Linked DNA regions of Homo sapiens: region 1 is linked to region 2. Evidence: chromatin loops called from intact Hi-C (ENCODE). Cell type or tissue: endothelial cell of umbilical vein. All regions are shown on one strand. Links, peaks and the distances in the headings refer to the core of each region. The heading gives the core; the rest is flanking DNA.

Evidence for each region. Peaks named below come from ENCODE experiments on the same cell type or tissue, not always from the same donor. Only the 100,000 strongest peaks of a DNase experiment are listed, where the experiment ranks them.
Region 1: a loop joins it to region 2, with 2.5 times the contacts of the local background. A loop is called at or near these places in 5 of 110 quality-filtered maps.

The regions. Positions count from the first base shown.
Region 1 is chr17:82,214,127-82,223,451 of GRCh38, forward strand. It overlaps a transcript of SLC16A3 not described here. Among named protein-coding and RNA genes, the nearest start is that of CCDC57, 5.9 kb to the left of the region's middle. RefSeq lists enhancers at 1-69, 987-1,281, 2,343-2,622. In endothelial cell of umbilical vein, for the core only: no CTCF peak of the experiment used is centred there; a DNase peak (open chromatin) is centred at 3,715; H3K27ac peaks cover 2,276 bases.
Region 2 is chr17:82,024,379-82,033,675 of GRCh38, forward strand. LRRC45 (leucine rich repeat containing 45) reads left to right here. Exons shown (of 17, transcript NM_144999.4): 3 at 315-385; 4 at 622-800; 5 at 1,001-1,129; 6 at 2,521-2,633; 7 at 3,008-3,066; 8 at 3,296-3,373; 9 at 3,633-3,768; 10 at 3,856-3,933; 11 at 4,019-4,130; 12 at 4,235-4,305; 13 at 4,715-4,807; 14 at 5,165-5,257; 15 at 5,687-5,860; 16 at 5,941-6,088; 1 more. The coding sequence ends at 6,427. RAC3 (Rac family small GTPase 3) reads left to right here and starts at 7,300. Exons shown (of 6, transcript NM_005052.3): 1 at 7,300-7,418; 2 at 8,009-8,080; 3 at 8,333-8,450; 4 at 8,569-8,631; 5 at 9,062-9,221. The coding sequence starts at 7,384. RefSeq lists an enhancer at 5,395-5,918 and silencers at 6,516-6,805, 6,826-6,935, 7,296-7,375, 7,576-7,735. In endothelial cell of umbilical vein, for the core only: a CTCF peak has its summit at 6,248; DNase peaks (open chromatin) are centred at 6,293 and 6,763; H3K4me3 peaks cover 1,877 bases.

The DNA of each region.
Region 1 (9,325 bases), core at 1-8,000, 190 kb after region 2:
GTGCACCCCCAGCCTCATCAGACTTGTCACTCTATTAGAACAGGATGTAGGGCCTGGACTGTTGGCTCCCTGCTACCCCCACCCACAGGACAGTGCTGGGGTTGACCCGACTTTGGCTGCACATTTGACTGGCCCCTGGATCAGCTCTAGGACTAGATGTACCCAAAAGGATGCCCACATCCTTGCCTCAGCTCCTGCCTCTGCCCACCCAGAGAGCTGCCTTGCCCCCATGTCCACGATGCAGCCACCAGGCCTGGGTAAGCGTGGGTGTCCGAGACGGGCTGGGACACCCAGAAGAGGAGCCAGGACTTGCTTGGTCTGTATCCCGGCTCTGCATGCCTCAGTGTCCCTGCCTGTAAAGTGGGATCTATGGGAACCCATGTGTGGGCCGGGCACAGTGCTCACACCTGTGAACCCAGCACCTTGGGAGGCCAAAGGGAGGATCCTTTGAGCTCGGGAGACAGGGTCTCGCTCTGTTGCCCAGGCTGTAGTTCAGCGGCGTGATCTCAGCTCACTGCAGCCTCCGCCTCCCAGGTTCAAGCGATTCTCCTGCCTCAGCTTCCTGAGTAACTGGGATTACAGGCACTTGCCACCATGCCCAGCTAATTTTGTATTTTTAGTAGAGATGGGGTTTTGCCATGTTGGCCAGGCTGGTCTCAAACTCCTGACCTCAAGTGATCTGCCTGCCTCGGCCTCCCAAAGTGCTGTGATTACAGGTGTGAGTCATCATGCCTGGCCAAAAAAAATTTTTTTAAATTAACCGGGTGTGATGGCACATGCCTGTGGTCCCAGCTACCTGAGGCCAAGGTGGGAAGATCACTTGAACACAGCACTTCGAGGCCACAGTGAACTATGATCGCGCCACTGCACTCCAGCCTGGGTGACAGAGCAAGACCCTGTCTCCAAAAAAAACCCTCTAAACCTATGTGTTATGGATAGGGCCTCTAAGAAGGTAATTAAAGTTACGTGAGTCCTAAGGGTGGGACCCTGAACTGTTGTCCTTAAAAGAAGAGGAAGAGACACCAGGAGTGAGCACACAGAGGAGAGGCCACATGAGGACGCAGGGAGAGGGTGCCGTCTGCAAGCCATGGAGAGGCCTCAGGAGGAACCCACCCTGCCGGCAGCCTGATCCCTGACATCCAGACTCCGGAAGTGAGAAAATAAATGTCGTTTAAGCCGCCCAGGCTGTGGTGTTGAGTTATGCGGCCCTAGCAGGTCATTTGTCACGTCATGGGTATCTGGACCTGGAATCGTGTGCTGGCCCAAGTCAGCAGCATGGCACCCATGGTCACCCCTTCAGCTGAGCCACATGCCCGGGTGCCCCAGGGACAGAGCAGGGTGTGCCACGGGCACTGCCTGGTTCCTGAAGCTGTGGGGCAGGCCGGTCTGGCCCTCACAGCCTGTGCTCTGATTCGAGGGCCGTTCCGTTGGGTTGAGCTCCACGGTCCCAGAGCGCCCGCCGTCAGCTCAGGCCCGAGGCTACACCTACTGAATCCCCCCAGCACTGCAGCACCCCTCCCCTTCCTTCCCTGCCCCCCACACTGCAGCACCCCTCCCCCTCCTTCCCTGCCCCCCCCACACTGCAGAACCCCTCCCCCTCCTTCCCTGCCCAGCTCCCCAGCTGGGCTCCACCTGGGCACCCTCAGTGCGGGTGGCCGGGAGTTGGCTGAGGGAGACCACATTCCCTTCACTCCTGGCCTCCAGCACCCAGCAGGACTCACAGGTGGAAGGCAGACAGGGTGTGAGCCAGGGCCTGGGCCGCCAAAACAAAGAACCCCAAACTGGTCCTTTCTTCTTTCCCAGTTCAGGAAAGCTGAGGATGTCGGCCGGGCCATGGCCCCTCCAAAAGCCCTATGGGAGAATCCTTCCCACCTTGGCCTCAGGTAGCTGGGACCACAGGCACCTAACCCTTCCAGCCTCGGCACCCTTGGCTGCAGCCACATCGCCCCCTCCCGCCCCTATATCCACCATCATGCGGCTTCTCCTGTGTGTCTGTCTCCATGTGCTGCCCTTCTTAGGACGCCATCACGTTGGAGCAGGACCACCCAGCCAATTACGTCGGCGATGACCCTATTCCCAAGCCGCATTCTAATGGACCAGCGGCTACGACTGGATCCTATTTCTTTGGGGACCACCATTCAGCCCTGGACCTGTGTGGGGCTGACAGCCCCCAGTGCTGGCTCCCCCAGGCCGTCCTGCAACCACCCTCATCATGCCACGACAGTGGAGGCCGAGGGCCCTTCCTGGTGCCCCGGTGAGTGACACGGCCAGGACCTGACCCTCCCATGCCTCTGTGGCAGAGCAAGGTGGGTGGGGAACTGGCTGTCCTGCTCCCAGCTGCGTTCCTGGCACCTATGCCCCACCCACCCAGACACACATCTGGGTGTCAGGCAGCCGCATGTCACTGAGTGGGGTAAACAAGGGAGGGTGAGAGGAAGGTCAGAAGGCCATGGCTGAGGGCGTAAGTGTGGGCTGAGGCTCTTGCTTCCCAGAACACAGACTGACCTTGGTGGCAGACCTCACCATGGGAGCCCCCAAAAGCTGCTTGCTTGAGGCCTCCAGGCCTCTTGCAGGGCCCTAAAAGCACAGGGATCCAGGACAAGAGGTGCGGGGGCCCCCGCCTGGGCACCAGCCTGCATGGGCCAGAGCAAGCCACTTCCTCTCAGGTTTGGGGAATGCCCACGTCAGACTTGCAGAGGCAACTTCTCCATCTGTCTGGCTCACAGGCCCTGTGGCAGGAGAGGAGCCAAGAAATGAAAGGGCCCGGTGGGTGTGGGCGGGCCCTGCTCCGATCTGGATCTGGCCAGTGCCTGTGGCACGCCCTGCTCTGTCCCTGGGGCACCCGGGCGTGTGGCTCAGCTGAAAGGGTGACCATGGGCACCATTTGCCTGGCTCCCAGGTCCTGAGGCCAGAGAGGAGCCAAGAAATGAAAGGGCCTGGTGGGTGTGAGTGGGCCTCAGTGTCTGGCTGCTCCAGGAGGAGGGGGGTGGGCACTGACTCCTGCCTGAGGGCTGGAGGCAGGGAGGCTCCTCTGGACAGGAAGACCCTCCAGGAACAGACCAGCAAGACTGGCACTGTCCAGATGGGACCAGGAGCCGGACAGCGGCGTCAGACATGCCCCACAGCGGCCGTGACCACAGCCACTTCCTGGAGGTCAAGACCTGGAGGCAGGGCCAGTGCTGCCAGGGATCCTGGTGTGGACACGGGCAGGACCAGGGGATGCTCCCTCGAGGCTGGTGTGGAACAGGCCGTGCTGCCCAGTGGGTGGGCACCCAAGGGGGCTCCAAGCCAGGCTGTCCTCCCAAGGCCGGCTTCGTCCAGAAGGAGAGGAGCCAAGGTGCCCCGGCATCCACCTTCCTCGGCTGCCTTGTCCACTGCAGGGACAGCAGCCTGTGAGCAGGAGGTGCTTTGAGGGAGCTGGGGGGACCCTGGGGGACACACGGCATTTCCACACTGTAACCACGTCACGTAGAGACCACAAAGTCCTCCTGTCTTGGGGTAAAAGTGAGGAAACTGAGGCTGGGGAAGCTAAGGGGCTCACGTGGCCTCTGGAAGGGACGGGGCTGGACCCCGGCCGCCGACAGTGTGAAAACAGCGGTTCCTGAGCCAGTGTTGCGGCAAGGGGCAAGGGACAGGCACTGTCAGAAGCCCCATGCCCCTCCCCAACCCCCCAGGAAGTTCCACTGAGTTCTCAGTGCTGAGTCACTGGCTGCGGGGCCTGCGGTCCTGGCCGGACAGGAAGGTTGGGCAAGGCCTTGCCCTCCCCCTCAGGCGAGAGGCACAGATCCTGCCACACAGCCCGGCCCCACTCCCCAGGCCCCCGGCCCCATAGGCCTCTAGCCACAGCCTGGCTGCTGTCCTCATGTCCTTGGCTCTGGCCTGGTGAAGGCCAAGGGCACTTCAGAACCTCCCTGTGCCTCCATGTGCCAGGTTGGGGCTGGGCACGAGGCCACAGCAGGGGCTGGCAGGTGGTGACCTCTGCTCCTCGACCTGGGATGCTCCAGGTTGAGACGTAGGGTAGCTGCAGTCCCAGCAATGACAAGCTCTGGGTAACCCTGGTGAGTGGACGGCCAAGGCGAGCCCAGCCTCAGTCACTGGGGGGTGGACGGCCAAGGGGAGCCCAGCCTCGGTCACTGGGGGGGTGGACGGCCAAGGGGAGCCCAGCCTCGGTCACTGCGGGGTGGACGGCCAAGGGGAGCCCAGCCTCGGTCACTGGGGGGGTGGACGGCCAAGGGGAGCCCAGCCTCGGTCACTGGGGGGGTGGACGGCCAAGGGGAGCCCAGCCTCGGTCACTGCGGGGTGGACGGCCAAGGGGAGCCCAGCCTCGGTCACTGCGGGGTGGACGGCCAAGGCGAGCCCAGGAGGTCACTGGAGGAGGAGAAATGCAGGAAGAAGGCAGCTGTCAATAGCGCAGGGGTGCACAGAGCCCTGAAGGAGCCATGTGTAAGGTGCCGAGGGTGTGTGCAGGTGGAGCTTGGTCAGGGAGGCCGCACCAGGACCACCAAAGCAGGTGATACCTGAATGATGTTCTAGGCCAAGGAAGAGAGGACAGAGGCCCGGCCAGGGCTAGAGCATAAACCAGGCTGGTGCTGACCACGGCAGAAGGGCAGAAGGTACCCTCCGGCTGTGCGTGGAGAACGGGCAGCAGGGACGAGGGCCTGGGGCCAGGCTGGTGGCACTGGCTGTTCCCGAAGCCCGTCACTCACCTGCATCTGTTCCATCCAGGCGCTGGGGTGGGCAGGACACCAGGATGCCAATGGCTCACTGAGCCGCCGGGGGCACCGCTAGGGCTTGGGGACCACGGGACTTGCCACTGGACATGGGGGTTGAGGATAAGGGAGAGAAAGGCTGAGGCAGCCCCGTGTGAGCCCAGCAGGACTGAGGGTCTCGGAGGGTCTGGGCTCTAGGACGTTTCGGGGTTACCGTGAGAGGAAGCTCCTAAGGACCGTGAGAGTGGATGGGGCCACCCCAGGCAGGTGTGGGCAGGGAGGAGAGGAGCAGGGATGGGGCCCATACATTGGGCTCAGGAGATGCAGGGAAGCCCCCAAGCTGCAGAAGAGGAGGACACCCGGGACCAGGCAGGGCCTGGAGGCCGGGGCAGCGATGGAGCCCTGCTGGGCCTGCAGGTCTGAGGCACTTGGGGGTTGGCCTGGAGGCCTAGGGAGGGGGTGTGGGGCAGCAGCACACTTTGCTGGTGCCACCTGGGAAGGTGCCCACCCATCTCCAAGGGGCGGGGGAGGAGCTAGTCTGTGCGGTGAGGGTGACACTGTCCCAGTCACCCTCCCCTAGACAGCAGGGAAGGTCCGGTCACCCCCAGGCACTTGCAGGCCGTGGGGGCTCCCCAGGAGCCAGTGGCCGCCCGTAGGGTCTCGCAGGCCAGAGGCCTCGCTCCCTGGGCCTGCTGTGTCTCTGGAGGCCCCAGCTGGCAGGGGGACCAATGGGGCCCTTCCCCACCGCCTCCCAGGTGCCGGTGGCCGCCCCTGAGCAGGGGGTTCTGGGGCCCCTGCCTGGACTGCTCCCCCACTGCTTGGCCCCGCCTCTCAGTCTCGGACTTGGGGAGGAGCAGCCAGGCCAAAGGGTGCAAAGAGGGGGCTGGGGGGCTGCACTGAAAGGCGGGGGGTCTGCGCTGAGAAGGGTGGCTACAGGCGAGCATGGGCTGCGCTGTTCCCACCCAGCCTTGAGTTCCAGTCTTGACTCCTCTCCTTCCACACTCCAGTCCTGCCTCCATGGCAGACCCAGGGCCGACGTGGGCTCCAAGGAGGGCAGAGGAAACCCTGACCCCCCAGCCCCCAGCTCAAGAGGAGGCAGGGGTGGGACACAGGGCAGGTGGAGCAGAGAAAGGCGAAAAAACGCACTCCAGGATGCTGGACGCTCAGGGCCGGGGGGGCCCTTTCACAGCAGGTTGGGGGGGCTCTCAGGGCCACACTTTGCCCAGCCTCCAAAGGGCTGAGCCAAGAGGAGAGGGCAGTGTCCCCACCCATCCAGCCACCTGCCACCCCGATCCTGGGACAGAGTTGTCTCTGTTGGCCCAGTGTGGCCTGGACACCCTAGGCTGGGCTCCACGGCCACCCCAAAACCTTCTTGCCAAGGAAGGCTGTTCCTCCCCCAGTGCCCAGGAGAGCTGCCTCCTGCTCCATGTCTACCACTGAGGCCTCCAGCTGATGACCTCCTGGCCTGCTGAGGCTTGAATGTTGGGGCCAAGGGGCTGGGGTAGGGCTCCACTCCACCCCAGGAGTGGGAAGGGGAGACCCAGGGCAACCTCTGGCCTCACAGGCAGCCCCTGCCTGGCACACCCACTCCAGCTTAAACATGGAAGCAGGCTGATCACACTGATTTTTGTCCTTAGGAAAGTAATAGATTCCGGCCAGGCATGGTGGCTTATGCCTGCAATCCCAGCACTTTGGGAGGTGGAGGTGGGAGAATCACCTGAGCTCAGGAGTTCAAGACCAGCCTGGCCAATACAGTGAGATCCTGTCTCTATCTAAAAAAAATTTTTTTTAAGTAAATAAAAAAAGAAAGTAAAGATCTCTTCCACAAAAGTGCTGGGGCAACTGGATATCCACATGCAAAGAATAATGCTGGATCCCTATCTCACACCGTTTATAAGTATCAATGCAAAATAGATCAACAAACAAAACATAAGAGCTAATATCACAAAACTCTCAGAAGAAAGCATAATTAATTAATTAATTTAATTTATTTATTTAGTTTTAGACAGAGTCTCACTCTGTCACCCACCCAGGCTGGCATGCAGTGGCGCAATCCCAGCTCACGGCACCCTTTGCCTCCTGGGTTCAAGCAATTCTCGTGCCTCAGCTTCCCGAGTAGCTGGGATTACAAGCATGCACCACCACACCGGGCTAATTTTTGTATTTTTAGTAGAGACAGGTTTCTACTGGCCAGGCTGGTCTCAAACTCCTGGCCTCAAGTGATCTGCCCACCTCAACCTCCCAAAGTGCTGGGATTACAGGTGTGAGCCACTGTGCCTGGCCCAGATTTTTGATATGATACCAAAAACACAAGCAACATAAGAAACAAAGATACAATTTTGTGCATCAAAGGAGAGTGAAGGCAGCCCACAGAATGGGGGAAAATACAGACCATATATCTGTTAAGAGTTTAATACCCAGAACATGTAAAACTCAACAAAGGGCCGGGCACGGCAGCTCACACCTGTAATCCCAGCATTTTGGGAGGCTGAGGCAGGCGAGTCACTTCAGCTCAGGAGTTCAAAGACCAGCCTGGGCAACATGGTGAAACCCTGTCTGTACAAAAACATACAAAAACATTAGCTGGGTGTGGTGGTGGTGCTTGCCTATCGTCCCAGCTACTTGGGAGGCTGAGGCGGGGAAGACTCGTGTGAACCCGGGAGGTGAAGGCTGCAGTGAGCTGAGAACGCACCACTGCACTCCAGCCTGGGCAACAGAGTAAGACCCTGTTCCAAACATAAAAGAGAATGAAACTAAACAACAACAACAAAAAAGACAACCCAATACCAAAGAAGATACAGAATGGCCAACAGGCACATGAAAAGATACTCAACATCATTAGTCATTAGAGAAACGCAAATCCAATCCATCATGAGATACTACTTCACACCCACGAGCACGGCTTTAATGAAAAACAAACAGGGCTGGTGTGGCAGCACGGGCCTGGAGTCTCAGCCAGGCAGGAGGCGGAGGCAGGAGGATCACTTGAGCCCAGGAGTTCCTGCCTGGGCAACATAAGAAGACCCTGGTCTCTGAAAAACAAACACCTCCCAGAAAACCTCCACATAAAATAACAGGCGCTGGTGCGGATGTGGAGAAACTGGAACCCTTGAACACCCTGCTGAGAATGGAGATGGCCAAAGCCTCCGTGGAAAGCAGTGTGGTGGCTCTTCATGGACAGGAGCGTCGCCCTGGGACCCCCAACTCCGCTCCCACGTTCGTGGACAGGAGCCTCGCCCTGGGACCCCCAACTCCGCTCCCACGTTCGTGGAGAGGAGCGTCGCCCTGGGACCCCCAACTCCGCTCCCACGTTCGTGGAGAGGAGCGTCGCCCTGGGACCCCCAACTCCGCTCCCACGTTCGTGGAGACGAGCGTCGCCCTGGGACCCCCAACTCCGCTCCCACGTTCGTGGAGAGGAGCGTCGCCCTGGGACCCCCAACTCCGCTCCCACGTTCGTGGAGACGAGTGTCGCCCTGGGACCCAGCAACTCCGCTCCTACATTCACACCAAAGAGAAACGAAGACATCTGTTCACACAAATACTGGCCCAGGAATGTCCGTGGCACCACTGTTCACAACAGCCAAAAGGTGGAGATGACCCAAATGTCCATCAACAGATGAGTGAAGAAACGAAACGTGGTCCATCCACATGAGGAAACATCATTCAGCCGTAAAAAGGTATGAAGAGGCCGGGTGTGGTGGCTCATGCCTGTCATCCCAGCACTTTGGGAGGTCGAGGCAGGCGCCTCACCTGAGGTCAGGAGTTCGAGACCAGCGTGACCAACATGGTGAAACCCTGTCGCTACTAAAAATACAAAAATTAGCTGGGCGTGATGGTGCACGCCTGTAATCCAGCTACTCGGGAGGCTGAGGCAGGAGAATCACTCGAACCAGGGAGGCGGAGGTTGCAATGAGCCGAGATCAAGCTACCGCACTCCAGCCTGGGGGACAAGAGCGAGACTCCGTCTCAAAAAAAAAAAAAAAAAAAGGAATGAAGCACTGATAGACCCTCTCCCATGGACGAACATGGAAGGAAGACATGATGCTCAGTAAACACGCTGGTCACAAAGGCCACACCCTGCAGGGCTCCATTCACATGAAACATCCAGGACAGGCCAGTCCACAGACACAGACAGCAGATGGGTGGATACCGGGGAAGGGGGGGTGCTGTGGGAAGGAGGATGGGGAGCAATTACTTAATGAGTGCACGGTGTTTTTAAGGGGTGATGAAAGAGTTTTGAAACTAGACAGCTGGTGGTGGACAACAACGTGAGCACGTCCAGTGCTGCTGAGCTGCCCTCTACCGTAACCGTGTGCTACAAGAGCTCTACCTTAATTAATTAATTATTATTATTATTATTTCTGAGACGGAGTTTCGCTCTTTGTTACCCAGGCTGGAGTATAGTGTCGCGATCTCGGCTCACTGCAACCTCCGCCTCCCAGGTTCAAGCAATTTTCCTGCCTCAGTCTCCCAAGTAGTTGGGATTACCGGCATGTGCCATGACGCCTGGCTAATTTTTGTATTTTTGGTAGAGATTGGCCAGGCTGGTCACCCTATTGGCCAGGCTGGTCTTGAATTCCTGACCTCAGGTGATCTGCCCACACTGGCCTCTCAAA
Region 2 (9,297 bases), core at 1,298-9,297:
CAAGGGCAAGAGGAGAGGTGGAAGATGCCAGGTCTCGGGGGCCTGGGGTCTGGGCAGGTGGCTGGAAGCTGTCTGTGAGTCCCCAGGCCGCTCTCTGATGGCCTCCTGTGTGTGACCATCTCCAGAGCAAGAGTTCACATTGGCAAACAAGCCGGCCCTTGGAAGCCCCCTGAAGACAGGGAGCCCAGGAGCTGAGGAAGGCTGCAGGGTGCACCCCAGGCTTGTCCCCTGGCTGACCAAGGCCCTTGGGGCATGGGCGGGAATTCAGAGCCAGTCAGGGCACGCGAGTGACTACCGGCCTGTTTCTCTCCTAGGGCAACAACCTTCGGGCTGCAGGGGCCGAGGCTCTGGGAAAACTCCTCCAACAGAACAAGTCCATTCAGAGGTGGGTGGTGGTCCCGACCCCAGGCCCTGTCTCTGTGTGGTTGAGGATTGGCCCCGAGCACATGCTTCTGCAGCCCAAGAGTTCCCCATTGCCAGGTGCCCATGTTTCACATACGTTGGCAGGGGTAGGCAGAGGCTCCGGCCCATCAGACCCCAAGCCCACACCCGTCCCCAAGCCCTGGACCCCACGGGCTAGGCAGTCCCCTAGGTGAACACTGGCTTCTGCCCCTCCTGCAGCCTCACGCTGGAGTGGAACAGCCTGGGCACGTGGGACGATGCCTTCGCCACCTTCTGCGGGGGCCTGGCGGCCAACGGCGCCCTGCAGCGGCTGGACCTCCGCAACAACCAGATCAGTCACAAGGGCGCGGAGGAGCTGGCCCTAGCCCTGAAGGGCAACACCACCCTCCAGCAGCTGGGTGAGGCCTCCCAGGCGCCCTCAGGCTCCCTCATCCCTCTGAGGCTGCCTCTGCTCTGGGAAGTGAGGGGCTAGGGGACTGGCCTGTGCTCCTGCTCTGTTGATGACTGCAAGGCAGTGCCCCCTAGGGAAGCACCCCGGCCAGGCCAGCTCCCCCTCTGCCAGGTGCATTCTGTCTGGTGACTACAGGTTTCCTTCCAGACCTGCGCTGGAATAACGTTGGCCTCCTGGGGGGCCGGGCCCTCATGAACTGTCTCCCCAGCAACAGAACCCTGTGGAGACTGGACCTGGCTGGGAACAACATCCCTGGAGACGTCCTCAGAGCCGTGGGTACGGTGCAGGGCTGTGTGGAGTGACGCGTGAGCCTTTGACAGAGGCCTGTCCACCGAGGGCGGGGTGCCGGGCTCAGGACGGGAACTGATGAGGAGAGCAGCCTGAGAGCCCAGGGGAAGCAGGAAGGAGCGGAGGGGTCGTGGGGCACCTGTTTGGCACTTGAATGGCGTTCGCCACACATGGGCACTGTCCGAGGCGCCCTGTGTACTTGCTGAGTTCTTAGGACCTGTGCAGTGGAGGGTGCCCGTTTCACAGCTGGGGAAGCTGAGGCCGTGTGGCTCACAGTCCTGGCCTTGGTGGCTTTGCTGATGCTTCGGGTGGCCCAGGTCTTGGCCTTGGCCAGGAAGGCTCCCTGGTCACCCTGAGTCTGTGGCCCTGCATGTGAGTCAGGTGAGGTGGGGCCCCCTGGCTTGTGCTGGCCTCCACACATTCCCTCCCACCAGCGACCCCGAATCCTTGCAGCTGATGTCTCAGCCTCAGGCCCCAGTGCCCCAGACTCAGCTGGGGACTTTGCCAGGCCCCCCGTACTCCCTAATCCGCGCACAGCGGCAGCCTCTTCCAGCCCCTGTGCTGAGGGCTCATCCCTCCTGCTGGTTCTGCCTGGCCTCTGACTCCAGCTGCGCCGTCCCTGGCTTCGCCTCGGCACTGCCCTGGTTGTTGTCATCCCTCCTGACCTCTGCCCCCTCGCCACATGCTACCCAGATCTTTCCAGAACTGAGCTGGGCACAGCATTTGCCTCAGCATTGTGCAGTGCCCCTTGACCTTTGGGATGGTGGCCAGATGCCCCAGGATGGCCCTTGCCTTTTGCGGTGGAGCAGCTCCCACCACCTCTGCCCCACATGTGCACGCGCTCCCCAACACCAGGCGGCTCTTGCTCACAGCCCGAACCCCACAAAGCACTTCCACCCCCATGCACTGAGGGGGCACCCCTGACTTGCCGGGTGAGACGCTGCCCCACACGGCATAGATTCCCAAGCAGCCAGCCGCTGGGTGCAGGGCTGGTGGCCACCAGCTACTCCTGAGGCTAAGCAGCCCCGGGGTGACACAGCTCCTTTGTGTGTGTGTGTGTGTGTGTGTGTGTGTGTGTGTGACTGAGTTTCACTCAGTCACCCAGGCTGGAGTGCAGTGGCGCAATCTCGGCTCACTGCAACCTCCACCTCCCGGTTCAAGCGATTTTCCTGCCTCAGCCTCCCGAGTACCTGGGATTACAGGTGTGCGCTACCATGCCCAGCTACTTTTTTGTATTTTTAGTACAGATGGGGTTTCACCATGTTGGCCAGGCTGGTCTCGAACCCCTGACCTCAGGTGATCCACCCACCTCGACCTCCCAAAGTGCTGGGATTCCAGGCATGAGCCCCTGTGCCCAGCTGACACAGCTCCTTCTGCAGAGCAAGCCATGGGCCACAGCCAGGACCGGCTCACCACCTTCCAGGAGAACCAAGCCCGCACTCACGTCCTCAGCAAGGAGGTCCAGCACCTCCGGGAGGAGAAGTCCAAGCAGGTGAGGATGGCGCCTTCACTGACCTTGGAGCTGCTTATGGCTGGAGGGCCTGGCCACGTCCTTCCTCCCTCAGCCCCGTGGTCTGCCCATCTTCCCTTCCTCGGGGCCCTGGAGCCTCTCTGAGTGGCTGGTACCAGGAAGGAGGGGCGGCCTCCTGGTCTGATCTGCAGGTGGACTTCCTTGGGGAGCTGGCGTCTGAGCCCTGAGGCCTCGCTCTGCAGGGGCCACCCTTCCTGTGAAGGAGACAGGGCACCGTGGGTGGAACCCTCCGCTGCCTTGCCACATTGGTGGGCGCTGGCTCTCCTTCCCCCTGAGAAGGTCAGGTGGACAGGCTGCAGGTGCCCTGACAGGGCTGCGGCTGTCTCTGTCCCCAGTTCCTCGACTTGATGGAGACTATTGATAAGCAGCGAGAAGAGATGGCCAAGAGCAGCAGGTGAGCGGGCCCAGGGCAGGGGCAGGGTGAGGCTTCAGGGATCAGGTCCTGGCTCAGACTCAGATGGGACCAACCTGAGCCCACGAGTGAGGCCACGAGGAGGTCGCTGGAGGCTCAGTGCCCAGGCGACCATAGATGCTTAAGGAACAGCAGCAGCTACCGAGGCCAGAGGGGTATGGGAGCGCTCTGGGGTTTGGGTTACTCTCTGCACCCTCCTCTCTGCCCACAGGGCGTCGGCAGCCCGTGTAGGGCAGCTTCAGGAAGCCCTGAATGAGAGGCACTCCATCATCAACGCTCTCAAGGCCAAGTAAGTGGGGGGTGGCCTCAGGATACTTCAGAGACGTGCCCACAGGGCAGAGAAAGGTGGTGTGAACCTGTGTGCAAGTCCTGTTTGCAAAGCAGAGGTGGGAAATGGTGAGGCTGGGGCAGTAACCCAGAAGCCTTCCTGGAGGAGGCGGGTGCTGGCTGGGGTTGACTAGGTGCCCAGCAACAGTGAAAGCAGCGAGGCCTTTATAAGGCAAGTGAAACTCCAACCGGGGCGGGGGTGCTGCCCCTCCTTTCTGCAGGCTGCAGATGACAGAGGCCGCCCTGGCTCTGTCGGAGCAGAAGGCCCAGGACCTGGGGGAGCTCCTGGCCACAGCGGAGCAGGAGCAGCTGAGCCTGTCACAGAGGCAGGCCAAGGAGCTCAAGCTGGAGCAGCAGGTGGGTGGGCAGGGCTTGAGAGGGGTGGGCCAAGGGGTGCGTGGCGGCTTCGTGACCCTCACTACCCATACCCCGTTCCCCTCCCAGGAAGCTGCAGAGCGGGAGTCTAAACTCCTCAGAGACTTGTCTGCTGCCAATGAAAAGAACCTGCTTCTGCAAAACCAGGTAGCTGTGGTGGATGGAGCCAGGGAGCCCAGGGTGGGCGCGGCAGGGCTGGGCTGCAGCTTCCCTCCCTGGTGCCGGCTTTCAGGTAGACGAGTTGGAGCGGAAGTTCAGGTGTCAGCAGGAGCAGCTGTTCCAGACCAGGCAGGAGATGACCAGCATGTCAGCTGAGCTGAAGATGCGGGCCATCCAGGCCGAGGGTGGGCACGGGCAGGCCTGCTGTGGAGGGGCCTGGGGATGGGCACCGGGGGACGGGGGCCCCCAGGGGATGCTCACGCATACTCTGCCCACCCTGGGCTTCCAGAGCGCCTGGACATGGAGAAGAGAAGATGCAGACAGAGCCTGGAGGACTCCGAAAGCCTGCGCATCAAGGAGGTGCCCTCTTCGTTGGCCTCTAATGCGCCTCAGTCTCTGGTCTTGGTGTCACGCAGGTGTCCCCAAAGCACACACCTGGTGGGAGCTTCCCTTGCCAACCTTGGGTCACTGGGTGGCCGTATTTTGCCAGCCTGAGCGGATGTCAGACCCAGAACCTCCTATTGGGGGCGGCGGGGGGACCCCGGCAATGTCTGAGCCGTAGTACAGGCTGCCGTTGAAGAGACACCAAGGCCCACTCGTTCAGGGTGTGCATGCTGCGGTAGTTTCCTGCTAGGCCATCTGAGGCAGTGCTTTCTCAGAATGAACAAGGTTCTCAAGAGACACCTGCCTTTCAGGGTGGGGAGTCCGTGAGGAGAAGGTAGGGAGGCCCGCTCTCCACTCTGGCCCCACAATCCCTGCCCCTGAGCAGGTGGAGCATATGACCCGTCACCTGGAGGAGAGTGAGAAGGCCATGCAGGAGCGGGTGCAGAGGCTGGAGGCGGCGCGGCTGTCCCTGGAGGAGGTGAGTGCCCACCAGGCAGGGCCAAGCTCTGCCTTAGTCCTGGGCTGAACAAGGCAGGGGCCCCTGGTGTTCGCCGCCTCAGGACCAGAGACCTCTTCCTGTTCCCAGAGGCTCATAGGCCCCACCTTGGGGACCCACCCACCAGTGTGCCCAAGAAGCTAAAGGGACTTAGGTGGCATTCGGACTTCCTTGGCCTTAGGAACCTTGCCCAGCGAGCTAGGTGGCAGAGCAGCTGCGTGGCCCTCAGGAGGCTGGCAGAGAGGAGCCCCCCTGGCTGGGGTTGGCTGGATGGGCCAGAGAGAGAAGGGCCCTGGGCCAGGGACAGGAGAACGGGCTGGCAGGTGGCCATCTGTGCAGGAGCTGAGCCGAGTGAAAGCAGCGGCACTCAGCGAGCGTGGCCAGGCTGAGGAGGAGCTGATCAAGGCCAAGAGCCAGGCCCGCCTGGAGGAGGTGAGCCACACATGTCCGCCACCCTCCGGGGGAGCCAGGCTGCCCGGCATTGCGGCCCGCATGCAGACTCCAGAGCTTCGGTCTGAGTGGGGAGGCGGGAGTGTGGTGTTGAGGTCAGATGAGCACACCCTGGACACTGGTGGGTCCGCTTCAGCCTTGGATCAGGGCCTGAGACGGTGGAGAGGTTTGGCCCATCTCTGCAGCCTGTGACTACACGCATGGATGGATGGGAGGGGTGGTGTGACCGAAGAGGGAGGAGGAGAGCCCAGAGGGCATCTGGAGGAGGTGGCTGCCAGGGGAGCGGGTTCAGAGTCATAGTAACTAGAGCAGCCAGTCCTGCAGAGAGGTGGGGTCGTGCCCGTGCAGACATTCCCTCAGCTGAGCTCAGGCTGAGCCCCTCATGCTTCGTGGCGGCCCCTGTGCTCACAGCAACAGCGCCTGGCTCACCTGGAGGACAAGCTGAGACTGCTGGCGCAGGCACGGGACGAGGCGCAGGGCGCTTGCCTACAGCAGAAGCAGGTGGTGGCCGAGGCCCAGACCCGGGTCAGCCAGCTGGGCCTGCAAGTTGAGGGCCTGCGGCGGCGCCTGGAAGAGCTGCAGCAGGTAGGCGGGGCTCCGGTGGGGGGCCCCGGGCGTGCTAGCCCCCAACCCTCGCCTCACTCCCCAGCCTTCGTGCCTGGCAGGAGCTGAGCCTCAAGGACCAGGAAAGGGTGGCCGAGGTGAGCAGGGTGCGCGTGGAGCTGCAGGAGCAGAACGGCCGGCTGCAGGCGGAGCTGGCGGCTCAGGAGGCGCTGAGGGAGAAGGCGGCGGCCCTGGAGCGCCAGCTGAAAGGTGAGCCAGACCCTTGTCCTCCCGCCGCCCACTGGTGGGACGTGAGGCCAGCCAGAGAGCGGGGCTGGCCAGGTCTCCCGTGCTGAGGCCGTGCCACGGTGCGCTGGGGCTGCGTCCGCTCACTGCGCTCCTTGCCCTGCAGTGATGGCGAGCGACCACCGAGAGGCGCTGCTGGACAGGGAGAGCGAGAACGCGTCTCTCCGGGAGAAGCTGCGGCTCCGGGAGGCGGAGATCGCCCGCATCCGGGACGAGGAGGCCCAGAGGGCGAGCTTCCTGCAGAACGCCGTCCTGGCTTACGTGCAGGCGTCCCCCGTGAGGACCCTGAGCCCCCCAAAGTGAGACAGGCCGGGAGGACCCGGGCGCAGTAGGAGTGCATCAGGCGGCGCCCGAGATGGACCAGGGGCTGCGTCCCGCCCGCGCCGCCTCTTTGAGACCCGGGTCGTCTGTTCCACGCGGCGGTTGCGGCGACTGTTGGTGGTGTCGCGGCTGCGGGGGAACCCCGTGGGAGGCGCCTGGGAAGGGCTCCCTACCGGCCCCTTCTTCCCGGTCGACGCCACGTGGGAGCACACCGGGAAGGGGTCCCGCGGGCGCGTCTCCCCCTCGCCTTTTGCGATGTCACCGTGAACGCTGCGGCCGCCTGCGCGCGGCGGGGTTTGGAAATACAGCGCGTTTGCACTTTGTGATACATTCTGGCCCCGCCTCTCCCTCCAAACGCGCGACCGTCCGTGCCTCTCCAAACGCGCGGCCCTCTGCCCCCAGCCCTGCAGGGAGGGCCTGCCGGGGTGCGGCTGTTCGCCCCTCCTCGCCGCTGCCTTGAAGGGACGGGAGGGCCGCGGGGGCTGTCCGTCTGGGGGTTCGGGCGGCTGCAGACCCCGGAGTTCCCAGCTGGCTCCCGGCGGCAGGGGGCGGGTCCCCGAGAAAGCGCAGCGCGCGGAGCCCTCCCCGCCGGGTCCAGGTCGCTGGGCTCTCTCCGGCCTGCGCTGCGCCCCGAGGGACCCGTAGGAGACCCCCGGGCCGGGGTCGCGCTGGAGGCGGGGGCGCCGCAGCTCGCGCAGCTCTGCCCGGGTTCGGGCGGCCCCGCCCCGCCAGCCGCGCGGCCGGGCGCCCCCCGCCCGCCCCCGCCCCCGCCCCCCGCCCCCCGCCGGCCGCGCTCGGCTGTCTCCGCGCCCGGCGCTCGGCGGCGCTCGGCTGTCTCCGGCCGATCGCTCGGCGCTCGGGTCCGCGGCCGCTGCGGCGCCGGGCATTTCTCCGCAGCTCGGCTCGCGGCCGCGCCCGCCGCCGCCCGGCCCGCGCCCATGCAGGCCATCAAGTGCGTGGTGGTCGGCGACGGGTGAGTGCGCGGCCCGGAGGCCGCTTGGCTGGGCTGGGCGGGAGGGGGGCTCGGGGGCTCGGGGCGCAGCCGGGGCGGGGCGGGGGTGGCGCCCGGGTCCTCGCGAGGCGGCCCCGCCGTACCCCGCCCGAGCCGCGTGCGCCCCGGGGTCGAGGAGGGCGGGGTGGGGCGGGGCGGGGTCCGCGGGCCTCCAGCTCGGGCCCACCTGATGCTGCCCGGCTCCCGCTTGGGCTGGCTGCGGGCGAGGCGGGGCCGCCGCCCTGTCCTCCCAGTGGGTGGGGCCAGGCCTCTCACCTGGGCTGAACCCTCAGCCGGCCCCACCCTCTCCTGCCGCCACCCTCGGAGTCGGGGCCTCTGCCTGGGGCCCCAGTGTGGGGCGCCCTGCGCCCTTATTCACCACCCCAGCCCCCGGAGCCCGGCCTGCCCAGGTCGTCCTCCAGCCTTAGGTCGCCACGGATCTGGTGGGCTGGGTCCCCCTCTCGACCCCAGACGCCCCTAACTCGCCTCTGGCTCCGGGAGAGGGGGCTGCCCTTGCTGGGCAGAGGGTCCGAGGCCGGGCCCGGGAGCCACGTGGCTTGCCCTGTCCGCAGCGCCGTGGGGAAGACATGCTTGCTGATCAGCTACACGACCAACGCCTTCCCCGGAGAGTACATCCCCACCGTGTGAGTGTGGGGGCTTCCCGGGAGAGCACAGGCCCTCCGTGTGAGTGTGGCATGGGGGGGACACGGGCAGGGTCTCCTCTGGGCTTCCACGTCGGCTCAGGTGGCCCTGTCTCTGGGCTTCCCGGCTGGAGCTGAGGTGCTGGCCAGAGTTCTAGTTCTGTGCAGACTTGTGAACCCCAAGACACAGGCCAGCAGGGCTGGGGGTTTCTGGGACCCCTCCCAAGCCCTGACCCTGCCCTCACTGCTCTGCAGTTTTGACAACTACTCTGCCAACGTGATGGTGGACGGGAAACCAGTCAACTTGGGGCTGTGGGACACAGCGGGTCAGGAGGACTACGATCGGCTGCGGCCACTCTCCTACCCCCAAACTGTACGTAACAATGGGGCCAGCCCCGGGAGCTGGGGGGGTCCCTGAGATCCGCACAAGGGAGGGAGCAGGGCCCTGGGGAGCCCCTGACCACTCCACCAGGTCCCACCTTTTTCCCAAGGACGTCTTTCTGATCTGCTTCTCTCTGGTGAGCCCGGCCTCCTTCGAGAATGTTCGTGCCAAGGTAGGGCAAGGCTGGGGGCCCCTGTGGGGAGAGGGCTTGCCCCAGTACCTGCCCCGACAAGTTGTCCTTTAGAGGCAATTGCGATACGGGTTCTGCCTGGGGTAGGCACACGGAGTGGGGTCTGAAGATGACCATGGGGGCTGATGGGGTGCCGTGGTGGTGGTCACAGCTCTCAGAATGGAGGGTTCTGAGGGCTCTGGCTGCTGGGGATGGGCCTTGACTAGGAGGCCCTGGGAGGTCTCCAGGTTCCCTGGCTGCGTGTTTGTTCCTGGTATCTCCCCACCAAATCCGCCCCTGGTCACCCCTTGAAGGAAGAAGAGCCAAGTGTAGCTCTGGAACAGTGGGGAAAGTCCCTGAGGGCCGTGACTTGCTCAGGTGGGGCTGGGGTAGCCGACTCCGGGCCTAGGGATCAGAGCGTCTGTCCCTGCAGTGGTACCCGGAGGTGCGGCACCACTGCCCCCACACGCCCATCCTCCTGGTGGGCACCAAGCTGGACCTCCGCGACGACAAGGACACCATTGAGCGGCTGCGGGACAAGAAGCTGGCACCCATCACCTACCCACAGGGCCTGGCCATGGCCCGGGAGATTGGTGGGTAGGCGCTGGCGGCCTGCAGGGGAGGGGTGGGGAGGCGCAGTAAGGGCCTCCCTGTACCCCACCCTCACTG